2 separate regions of the Homo sapiens genome follow, and region 1 is linked to region 2. Evidence: read pairs that join two places in POLR2A ChIA-PET (ENCODE). Cell type or tissue: PC-9. All regions are shown on one strand. Each heading gives the region's core, and the rest is flanking DNA. Links, peaks and the distances in the headings are about the cores only.

What was found. Peaks named below come from ENCODE experiments on the same cell type or tissue, not always from the same donor. Only the 100,000 strongest peaks of a DNase experiment are listed, where the experiment ranks them.
Region 1: POLR2A ChIA-PET joins it to region 2 with 6 read pairs; 2 of 35 experiments call an interaction of 5 or more read pairs at or near these places.

Annotation. Positions count from the first base shown.
Region 1 is chr3:24,371,968-24,378,445 of GRCh38, forward strand. All of the region lies in intron 1 of THRB (thyroid hormone receptor beta), which reads right to left. Among named protein-coding and RNA genes, the nearest start is that of THRB-AS1, 120 kb to the right of the region's middle. In PC-9, for the core only: no CTCF peak of the experiment used is centred there; no DNase peak of the experiment used is centred there.
Region 2 is chr3:24,473,048-24,479,525 of GRCh38, forward strand. The region is part of intron 1 of THRB (thyroid hormone receptor beta); the gene reads right to left. Among named protein-coding and RNA genes, the nearest start is that of THRB-AS1, 18 kb to the right of the region's middle. In PC-9, for the core only: no CTCF peak of the experiment used is centred there; a DNase peak (open chromatin) is centred at 2,984; H3K27ac peaks cover 932 bases.

The sequences.
Region 1 (6,478 bases), core at 591-5,590, 100 kb before region 2:
CTCTTGTTCTTTCTCTATGCCCCCAATAACACCGGAAATCATAATGCTGCCACTTCCAGTGGCATCTGTTTTGCTTTGGTACCTTCACACATATTTGGACTTCCATGACAAATCTGTGAGACAGATGGAGCAGGTATTGTCTTCCATATTTAATACATGAGAACACTGAGGCTTAAAATATTTAGGAGTAGGAGTACTGGGTGTATAATTCAAATCATTCTACAATGGTGTGCTCCCCCTCCCAAAACCCCAATTTATAGTATTTGCTGATTTTCAGGTGATAGTAATTCTACCACAGCTAATTTCAAGCTACCAACATGATGTTACCACATGCAGAGTTAGGATGAGATGTACAAAACTGGCTCTCTTATCCTTCGACCCCTACCCCAGTGTTCTTTATATGCCATGAAATTAAGTATTTATGATGTTAATTTAAACACATATCTATCACCATGTCCTGGAGAGGATGCCTTACGTGTATAAGCATGCACAATATGGAGTTCCCTTATAAGAAAATCAGTCAGAGACATTTCTTCTGCATCCATTGACATGCTCAAGTTTTGATCATCCTACTCTGGTTACAATCAAGTGTACTAGAGAAGGTGGCCCTGAAGTAATCCAGGGCTGTTCCTTTACATAGGGATGAGTCGGAGATCAACAGCTCATTTCAGTCAATCCCATTCACATAATATCTTCTAGCCAAAGGTCTCCAGGTTTTTCCATGCTTCTCTAACCATCCCCATTTTACAGACAGGAGAGTCCAATGTCTCAGGAAATTAAATGACATGCTCAATGTCACACAGTACATAGAGCTGGAGTCAAGACTGGAATGCTTCCCTACTGCACCAGGATGCTTAGTCTATCACCATAAAAAACAAAGACTTCTGAAAAATGTGGCAGAGTTCAGAACACCTATGAGAAGCAATATAGAATATCAAAAGAGAGAATGTTGTGGGCCAACAGACATTCCACAAAGCCTGTTTTTGTCGTGGTTTTTAGACTATGCTCCATGGAGCCTCAAGGGGCCGAGGGGCCTAGCAACATAGAAAGAGATCAGCCTAAGTGGGCAAGACTCTGGAGTCCCCCAGCAAATGTGAATTAAAACCCTTTGTATTCCACTGTTTTACATACTGGGAGTCAGATTAAGATTTCATTTGGAAAGAGGGTTCTACAACTTAAAAAAAAAGTTAGAAAACCCCAACAAAGACCAAAGTCTAGATTGTTAATTTTCAAACAAAGCTCTTTGGTGAGAGTTACTGGCTCTCATAAACTGAAGGAGCCTCTGGCTGCTCTTTTCTCACGATCTGGAGAGATAATGTATGTGCAAACACACTGAAAATAAAGAACGTGTATGCAAACTGAAGTCAACGCAGGCCCTTTAACCCCAGTCTGATCCTTTCTGAAAGGCACTGGGTATTTCAGTACCATGTAGATTTTTCTATCATATGACTTCCCAAACATGCAGACACTCCAGGTCCTCAGCTGACATCTTGGAGGCCAGCCATGACTTCTGGCTGCCTGAACAAGTTCACAAAGGTAACTACTCTTCCCACACTTGCTGGCATGACACTATCATAGGCCACACAGACCTCGATGAGCCCTCTATGAAAATAGATGAAGCGGCTGGGAATAACAATAAGCACCAGGTTTTCAGACCTACAAATATGCAGCCACTTCATACTGCATTCCACATGAAAGGCTGAAAAAACTGTTAAAGCCAACTAAATATGGCCTGAGAAGGATTCCGTACTTCTATACTTGAGTCCTTGTGGATGAACTGTAACCTAGCTTAATAGTCAGATTGAAAACCTAACTTAGGAGTATGAGCCTGTAACAATCGCTAAGTCTTGGCCAATACCAGTGGCCATACTGCAACCATTCATACACTGCTGAGTGTTCAAACTGTGTTCAAATAAGGCAAACGCTAAGCTATCACCAATCCAGCCATTCTGTACCTCGCTTCCAATTTCTGTACATCATTTCCCTTTTTTTTTGGTTTATAAATCTTCTTTCACTACATGGCTGTGCTGGAGTCTCTGTGAATCTGGTGTGATTCTGGGGGCTGCCCAATTCACGAATCGTCCATTGCTGAATTAAACTCCATTAAATTTAATTCAGCTGATATTTTTCTTTCATCAAAACAAAGAAAAATGTCTTAAGTAGCCAAAATAATTCAATTATTTTCAGTAGAAAAGAGACGTACAGGGAATGTACTGAGCCAAGTGGTGTAGATTTAGTTTGTACTATGCTATATTAATGTAGGCTCCACTCAGAACCAATATTAAGTACTAAATATTGTCAGAGACAACATTATAAGCATATAAAGACAGACTTATACTCAAGAACATATTTTTAGACAAATATTCATCCTGAAGCTACAATGCAAAAATACATAGGAAGAGAATACATATATATTGTCTATTACTGTTATGGTTTAAAGTATTTAAATGTTTGTATTTATGTATAAAACATTTAGCTATATGTTTGCTTATGTACGTGTATTTACAATGTTGTTTTAAAGACGACTAAAATGTTACATAACTTCTTGTTAACATAAATAGACTTCAGGGCTGATACTATTATTTAAAATGCAATTAAATATCTTTAAAATATTCAAACCATATAAAATGACTATGAATTAAAGCATTTGTGGAATCAAGGTTGGAAAACTAATATCTATTAGGATAAGGATTATTAAATATTTTGCATTTTTCTAGATTTTGATGAAGATATAAAGTGAGGCTAAAATTTAGTTTTGGGCTTATCAAGGCCTCCCCATTTCACTGTCTTTTAAGATGATGTGTACTAAGAGAAAATGCTTGAATCATGTTGGTTGCTAATAAATGCAACACATTGAGAATAGCTGTTAGTGCCTTACTGAAAAATCCTTACTAAAAAATGCAGGCAGAGATGGAAAATATTCCTCTCTATTACTCTCAAAGCTTAAATTTCACCATACTTACCAGGCATGTAAAAAGTTAATCTTTAGCAAAGCAAATGTGCTTAAAATAGTCTATTGTTCTCAACAAGTTATAAACCTGGATTATAAAACTGTTAAACACTAGAGACACAAAACTCAAATACACTAATTCTTTGGCACAGTTTTTTTTCATTCTGTTACTTTCCTTTTATAAAAGCTCAGGTTTTATGACTGACGATTTAAAAAAAGAGAGAGAGAAATGGAATGCAAACTTCTATACAGAAAGCCAAGTGCTAAGAGCCATGTTTTAAAGCAGCATACACTATCTTTTAAATTACAGTTTTGGATTTGGCTGCTTTGTTGTAACAAAACACTTCATGTTCAAACATTTTATTAATATAATGTTTAGAAATATAATATTAATATATTATATTTAGACATATATTATTATATTTAGACATATAATATTAATATATTATATTTAGACATATAATATTAATATATTATAGTTAGACATATAATATTAATATATTATAGTTAGACATATAATATTAATATATTATAGTTAGACATATAATATTAATATATTATAGTTAGACATATAATATTAATATATTATAGTTAGACATATAATATTAATATATTAGTTAGACATATAATATTAATAAATATTACTAATTATATTGATATACAGAATAAAAGAAAAACTAACTCAAGGAATATGCTAAAATGTCCTTTAAAGCTAAATTTTCTTAGACCCCCCCAGACTACTACTGATAGAAAATAACAAGAGTGGAATATATTCTCAACATCATCACAGCCCTGAAAAGTTGCTATTTTTACCTCACTTTACAGACAGGCAACCTCAAGCCCAGGGACATTGAGGTCTGCTGGAATTTGATTTTCTTTTCTTTTCTTTTCTTTTTTGAATCCAGATCTTCTGATCCCAAGTCTTTTTCTTTTCCTACTTCTACAAAATTGTTTCAACAGATGACCATATCCCAATTTAAAAGAAAATAAGGAGATAATTTACAGAAATATAGACAAATTAGGAAAGGATTGAATTATTCATTTCTCACAAAGGATTTACCCCCAGATTAAGTTATCAGCTCCTATAACTCCTCTAGAGGCCAAAACTTGTCCTCAGTATTTGAGAAAACTTTCTGTAAATATGAAGTAGCTTTGTAGATAGAGCCAAGCTTGGCGAGTGATCAAATTTATGTGTGCTTCAGTTGCAGTATATTGAAAAAAAAGGTTTTAAGTGTGTCTATAATGGAGAAAGGGACGTAAACAACTATAAACATGGACACAAATATTTGAAGCCACAATTTTAGGCACTAGACAACAGTCCACGGCTGTGATCCTTGAGAGGAGGAAGACACAGGAGATAAGCTTTATGTTTACCTTGGCTTTTTGCCTTGGGGCACTTTTCAAATTGCAACCTGGGGAAGTGGAACCCAGAGAGCAGCTGGGTGAAGAAAACTGAGACCTGATTTTTGGGTGGCAGATATGGTAGGAATTTGTGGAGCAAAGTATTAGAGAGGAAGCTGCACAAGAAAAGAACTCTAGAAACATGTATAGGGGGTTTCTTGAGCCTTTAGACAAATATTAAGAAAATCATATGTGAGACCTACCCCAAACAGCTATTCTGTGAGCAGAAAAGGGTGTTTGAGGGCTACAAAAGGTCAGATGTTGGAGTTCCAACCAGCCAAGGAAAAGAGACGTTGCTGAACACTCTCAAGATTCAGCTGAGACTCCAAAAAAAGGCAATGCCTTAGAAGGACTACTCTAATCCTAAAATAAAGATCACTCTAGATTTGCCCTAAGAGAATCTAAAACCAGGCCTCCACTATTTCCAGCTGATCTGCCAGAAAATTAAATGCCTGCCAGAACAAAACTCATTACTCTTTAAAGGAAGACAATGACATCTAAAGTTTTAACATTGTTACACTACAGTGTCCACCATAAAATAAAAAATTACTACATATGTGATCTGGCTGACATCTAAAGTGAATAGCTGCTGTTTCTGCCTGCCCAAAATATCTGTCTCATACTTTTTTTTCTTTTTGAGACAGGGTCTCACTCTGTCACTTAGGCTACAGTGCAGTGGCATGATGGCGGCTCACTGTAGCTTTGGCCTCCTAGACTCAAGCAATCCTCTCCCCTCAGCCTCCCAGGTAGCTGGGACCATAGGTGTACACCACCACACTTTGCTAATTTATTTTTTATTTTAATTTTTGTAGAGATGGGTCTTACTTTGTTGCCCAGGCTGGTTTTGATCTCCTGGGCTCAAGTGATCCTCCTGCCTCGGCCTCCCTGTCTCCTACTTTTAAGAACACAAATTCATAGCAAGAGAATCTTTCTGTCCCCCAGGGAGCACATTCCATTTGGTTCAGCCAGGGCCCATTCTTACTAGTGGCCAAGTGACCAAAGGAAATAGGATGTCCTATTTCTTGGACACAGGGAGGGGCACATGACCCAAGTTGGGCCAGTGACTGTCCTCTTTGGCATAGGTCTATAAAAATGTTGTCATTCAAGCTAAGTGATGTAAGGGTGAGGGGCTGATGGCATTATGTGTGCTACAGGAAGTGAGTCTGTTCTAGGGATGGGGAAATAGAGATGTGGCTGTGGTGATTTCATTTGTGCCCTTGGATTTAGCTCTGTCAAAAGGATTTTGCAAACCTGATATGGTGAAATTCAGAAGTGTTTTAGTTCTGGATTATTAACAACAATAGTTCTGATAGAGCCTTAGATGCTCAAGTTAGCACACATGCTACACTGTGACCCACAATGTAACTTTCTAGTGAGAGAGTCAACATTTGATAGCTGAAAATTGATAGTCCTGGCTCCTTGTTAAAAAGCTGTGTCTTGGGCCAATCTCTTACCTTCCCTCCTCCTCCCTGTACACTGAGAAGAGAGACCTTCTAGGGCTCTTTCTAGTGGCAAAATTCCATGAGTCTATGAAATAAGGGACTTTCCACAGTCAGCTAGATAACAGGTTTAATGGTAATTTACAAAAGTGACTTATTCAAGGCAACAAAGAAAAGGTGTAAAATGAGAGATACAGGAATCCAGTGGCAAAGCTTAAAGAAAAAGCTCATATAGCCTCTCAATGTCCCAATTTGCTGATTCTTTGACCAATTTTTCTCCTTTTGTTTGCAAGGTTGAATTAGACCAATTTTATCCTCCAGTAATTTGGGCTCCTGAGAAATTCACTGTGAGTGAGGCAGAAACTGAATCAGGCAGGGGCATTATTGTTTTCTCTCAGCCCAGCTGTCTCTTAAAGGTTTAGAAAAAAAATCACACTTTTCCAGTTCCCACTTTCTAATGTGTAAAATTACTCATGATTATTTAAGATTGATATGACAAATAAAAATAAGAAAAGATTGTTTGTGCAGGTATTTGGATAAATGTAGTAAAATTATATTTGCTCATCATCTCTGCACTTGTTAGGATCACCAGAAACGCTAATAAATCTAATCCTTTAAATCTAATGGTATTTACTGATTTGTCTTAATGAAAACATGCTCAGTGGGATATTCCTACTGTATTTGCAAA
Region 2 (6,478 bases), core at 506-5,505:
GACTGGCCAAAGCTTTCTGAGAGGATGAGTATTATAATTAAGAAACAGAGTAGACAATAAGGCAAATGATAAATTTCACAAATAAACATGTAATAGAAACTTCAGCATTTTAACATGTAATAGAAAATATTGTTTATAATTTTATTCTGAGAACCTAGCATGTTCTTCTAAAAGTTTCAACCATTTTGGCATATCAATTTTTAAAATACGATTAGTGATGCATTTATTCGTAGTCTCAGGACTCAGAAAACCAAAAGAGACAATTAAAAAGTTCATTGTATTTCTCTAATGACCAGTGATGATGAGCTTTTTTTCATATGCTTGTTGGCCACATAAATGAGATACCATCTCACACCAGTTAGAATGGTGATCATTAAAAAGTCAAGAAACAACAGATGCTGTAGAGGATGTGGAGAAATAGGAATGCTTTTACACTGTTGGTGGGAGTGTAAATTAGTTCAACCATTGTGGAAGACAGTGTGGTGATTCCTCAAGGATCTAGAACCAGAAATACCATTTGACCCAGCAATCCCATTACTGGGTATATACCCAAAGGATTATAAATCATTCTACTGTAAAGACACATGCACACATATGTTTATTGCAGCACTATTCGCAACAGCAAAGACTTGGAACCAACCCAAATGCCCATTAATGATAGATTGGATAAAGAAAATGTGGCACATATACACCACATATACTATGGAGCCATAAAAAAGGATGAGTTCATGTCCTTTGCAGGGACATAGATGAAGCTGGAAACCATCATTATCAGCAAACTATCACAGGAACAGAAAACCAAACACCACATGTTCTCACTCATAAGTTGGAGTGGGAACTCATAAGTGGGAACAAAGAGAACACATGGACACAGGGAGGGGAACATCATACACTGTGGCCTGTTGGGTGTTGGGGGATGAAGGGCTAGGGGAGGGATAGCATTAGAAGAAATACCTAATGTAGATGACGGGTTGATGGGTGCAGCAAACCACCATGCCACGTGTATACCTATGTAACAAACCTGCATGTTCTGCACATGTATCTCAGAACTTAAAGTATAATTTAAAAAAAGTTCGTTGTATGCTTTGTTTTATGTGGTATTACACTAAACCTGCCAATCAAGAAACAAACACTCTTTTGTAGTCTCTTTTATTTACAAACAATTTTCCTGGTTAACTGTTAAAAATAACATTAACATATCTTCAGAGCAAGTACAGTACTCCTTCAAAAGCATGAAGCATAAAGCCAAAGGCAATTCAATAGGATACTATCCTCAAAATTTAGTCTTCCTTTGGTATGGGCACAGGGTAAGAAAATGCATGGCATTTGGCCCATCATACTCTTATACTTCCTCCATAGCAGACATCACTAATCAATCACAGTATTTTTTACTGCTAACCTCAGAGATCTGGCCTTGTAATACTTCCAAACACATCAGCCCTAACAGTCACCAAAATCTACTGGAGTTGGCATAAAACTATTTGCCATCCTAGGCTTTGTGATAGTCTACCAGAATTTGTAGAATCAATGGCTACTGTTCTGGTTCAGGTTTCCTATGTAAGGAAAACAAAATCAAACAAAATACAGCTACAGCAACTCAAATACACAATCCTTCCAGGAAGGATTCTTTGATAGTTCATTTAAAAACAAATCCTCAATTTTTCAATGGCTCAGAAGACTGCTGCAGACCATATGTGCTATACGTAGGTAATAATGGAACTGGAAGTACAGGGAAAAGTTCAAGCCTCAAACATAATTTACAGATGGGCAGAGCTGATTCAACTGTAAGGACCTGTATCAGATAGGTGACTGCTGCAATACTTGCTTTTCTTACTAATTGAAAAGTATATATGAAATTTGTCCAATACGCTGTAGGTAGGATAATGACTTAATATGATGAACTGCACTTTTTAATTGAAAGAACATTACGTGTATCATAAATCACAAAGGAAAACTACCACACTAATACGTGGCATTCTATACCTCATGTTCTAAAAACAAAATGTTCTATTTGGCTTGGGCCTCAAAATTCTTCATGTTCTAATTAGTCTTGAAGGCAACAGGGCTACTTTCTACAACTGTAACCATCATGCAACAAAAAGTGAGAGTCTGAAATATGATGTAAGGATTTTTTTCAAGTGAGCAAAAAATTGCTAAAAATATATTACAACAAATACGAATAGCTATAATTTGATATTATTTAAGTTAATATTTTATTTTGTAGAATAAAAATAATTTATGAAAATTGCAATGATCAAACACAATATTGAAGAACTATAATTTACTTATTTAGAAATAAATAAATGTAAGAAGTTGTTACAAGTGCTACCATTTGCAATATCTTCAATATACTTTCTTATACTAATTTTCAAATTACACATACTTAATATATATACAATGTTAGAATTGTTTTTCTGTATATTTGTATAATTTGTGTATGTGTGTATATATGTGTGTAATTTGAAAATCATATATGTCAACATATATATAGATAGATAGATATAGATAGATATAAAATCTGAAAGGCCATGCACTAGCAAGAAGATGACACTACTAGTGACTAGTTCTGGAACAATTAAACATGACAGTTTTTTAAAAATGAGCAAAACCACACACTGTAACACTTATGCCTAGGCGAGAACACCAGGTATCTCATCTTCACTATCAAGCAAATTATTTTAAAATTTCCCCCAAAACACATCATCCTTAAAGAATATGAACACCATCAACTGTTTAAAAATGTCTAATAAAGTAAAGATTCTATATAACAGACATCCTGATTACAAAAGCTAATAAAGAAAACATGTTTACAGTTCCTTAAAAGCATATGTAAAATCATGTTTAATATAATACTGCTTTAAATAGCTCACTCAGGTCTTTCTAAGGAATCTCTCAAGTAAACAATCATTTCAGGAAAATCTGAGGCCCTGAAGATCAGGAAAGAGCCTGAGGGCACAGTTGGGAAGCTCAGAAGAAGCTGCTAGGTCCACCCAGCTGCTGCTCTTTGGTGGGGAAAAGGCACTTTCAGAGACAACTCATTGTCTGGCACAGATTCTGCCTGCAAGATCGAAAGTACTTCCCTGGAATTGTGTCTCAGCCTGGCATTAGCACCCTGCTGCACAAACCACCTTGGTTTCACCCCATGGACTGGTTCTTTCCCACAGTGGTGAAATCTGACTCTCCAAGGGTTCTCTGAGGCTTGGCTTCACCCAGATCACACCTGAAGAGCAACTTGGTTTTCTTTCCCTCTACAGGGTGTTCATAGCTTCAGAGGGATTACTGCTACAAATGTACAAATTAACACAAAAGTTTTACTATCTAAATTTAAGTACTCATTTAGGTTTGTTAATTTTGTATAATCTTTTAAATTTTTAAGGTATTGTTTCAATGGTTGCCATCTTCAATCAGAGGAACTGAAACAAAAAAATTAAAATGAAAAATTTACTTTTTAAATCTGCAAAGCTAAATGAGTGTTGAAGAAATGTAAATGATTAAAATTCCAAAAAATTAGTTGCAAGTTTGTATCATTTACGGAACCGCACTACCAATTTGGGAACATCCTGTGTCTCCCATAACCTGGCGAATTTCTTTTGGATTCAAAGGTATTATTCCCTTCAAGTTAATGAATGTCCTTTGGGCAGCCTACATTTGTTGTTTTTCTCTTGAATTAAGATGAGTGTTTCATTAAAGGTATGGTTTTTGGGATTTTGAGAAATTATCTGATAGAGTATGGTTTTCTAAAATTAAGAAAAAAATTAAAATTCTTATTGTTATTGCCTTGCATTTGAGACAATTTTAACGTTCCTATTTGCTATTTGGACATCTCATTCAGGAATCTCAACTGAAGAAAATGATCTCATTATCTCAATCATGTGGACAAACATCATCAAATGCTTGCATTTGAACACTGGCCAATATATAAAAAGAGACATTGGGTATTTATGGTAGTGGTTTTCAAGATTTTTTTTTTTTTTTTTTACTGTAACCCCAGTCAGAATTCCATTTTGCAATCATGATCCAGGACATACATATAAAGGGGTGTGTGTGTGTGTGTGTGTGTGTGTGTGTGTGGTTTCACATTTTTTGGATGAAACAAATGTTTCAAATACATTTGATATACTCTAATACTTTTCTATTTTAGTCTGTTTACTTAAAACTTTTGTTGATCGTGACTTATTATGTTAATTCAAGGCCCACTAATGTGTTGGCAGGTAAGTCTGTAAAACAATAAACTAAGTATAATGGGTTAGTCAATACACAGCAGGGTTACTACATTAATCCTTTTATAGTTTGTTTTCTGCACTTTTTAAACTTCATTAGAAGTAGAAAAGTAGGAAGAGAACAAAAGTGCTTCTCAAACTCCAGAGTGAATCCAAACTCCAATGCAAATGAATCCCCTGGGGACCTTGTTTAAATGCAGATCCCGGGTTCAGCAGGTCTGGGCTGGAGCTCTAGATTCTGTATTTCTAATCAGCTCTTGGTGATGTGTATACTGCTGGTCTGGGGGCACCACACTCTTGAGAAACGAGGATATGGAAGTCAGTCTGAGGAGATTGAGAGGAACAGACCTAACAGAAATACAGAAATAACTGCATGGGACATTCCACTACTTTGTAGCTAACGCTGCCAAAGCAAGGGTCCTAACGCAGGATACGTACAGCACACACAAGGCAGCAAAAGAAGGCAACATCGGGTCAGTAGATCTCTCAGTGACACCGGCACCATCATAATCTTCTTCTCTGTGATCTTTATCCAATTTCCTTTCTCCATAACCTACACCCGCCCAAAAAAGTACAAGCAATGCAATCCTGTTTCTGACTGCTTGAAAGCTACTTAGGAATAGATTACCTGAATATGTGGACAGCTACTAGATCAGGCAAAGCAGAAACTGGTTACAGAAAACCAGCAAAAGAGGATCCAAACAAAGAGTGTGGAATATGTATTAACATTTTATTTAAGGAACTTAAACTGTGAAATTCACTTGTCAAAATGGTCTATGTTCCTAAAAATATGTCTTAATGTGAAGAAGTAAATCCTATCATTCAAAGCATCATTTCATAATTCTAAACGATATAGTTAGAATTACCAAACTAGGAAATGTTGAGCCAGTCATTGTAACTGTTTCTGGTACAATACTGGGTTTTTGTACTTTCAGTCTCCAGATTTTGGAGTATGCATATATTGATAAAATAAAAATATTTTTAGTTTTGAGGAAGCTATCTTTTATGTCATCATTTTTTGTAAGTATCTGGAGGGGCAGGGAATATGTTGTTCACTACTGTACCCAAGCATACCTCTGGCACATATTTGGTGCTGAATAAATATTTGATAACAAAAGAATGAATGGATGAACGTAATTTTAAAAATAACATGTTACATCTTACTATATACTTTATTAGCTAATTTGCCATAACATATTCACTTTATTGTACTGAGCAGAAACCTTTAAAAAGGAGGCAGAAGTGAAAAGTGGAATTCTCCAAATTACAATTGTTTACAATGCAGATGGGGAAAAAAGGAAGGAAAAGAAAAAAGAGATAGAGGAAGAGAGGGGAGAAGGATAGGAAGAGGCAGTGAGAGACAGAGTACAAGTGTAGGACAATGATTCGTAATTTCTGGGTGGAGTAGAATATTGGCCCACGGAGCAGGAGGTGTGTCAGAATCAACCGGAGAAAATGTTCCAATTTTCCGGATTTGGAAACATCTCCCCCTACCCCATGAGGGCGAAGATCATCATGATGAAAAAGCAGCTATAACTGATGAAAAGCTTAGGGGGTGGGGAGAGATTAAGAGGTAGAACTAAAGTCTAAACAGTGGTTTCCAACAGGGATGATTTTGCCCCCAAGAGGATACTAGGCAATGTCTAGAGAAATTTTTGATTGTCATAACTGTGGCAGGGGATAGGGGGAGCAGTGCTAATGAGATCCAGTAACTAGAAGCCAGAGATGCTGCTAAATATCCTATAATGCGGCCGGGCGCGGGGGTTAACGCCTGTAATCCCAGCACTTTGGGAGGCCAAGGTGGGAGGATCACGAGGTCAGGAGATCGAGACCATCCTGGCTAACACGGTGAAACCCCGTCTCTATTAAAAATACAAAAAAAAAATTTGCCTGGCGTGGTGGTGGGCGCCTGTAGTCCCAGCTACTCGGGAGGCTGAGGCAGGAGAATGGCGTGAACCTGGGAGGCGGGGCTAGCAGTGAGCTGAGATTGCGCCACCGCACTCCAGTCTGGGGGACAGAGCGAGACTCCGTCTCAAAAACAGACAAACAAATAAACAAACAAAAATTCCTAAAATATCCTATATTGCACAGGGCAGCCCCTCCGACCCCAACAAATTATGTGCTCTAAAATGTCAACAAGTCTGAGGCTGAGAAACCTTGCTCCAGGGGAACACGGGGGCATGGTAGAGACAAGAACAAGCTATTAGGAGAGAGAGCATGCACTCACCATGACCAGTAGGCTGTCTCAGGTGGAAAGT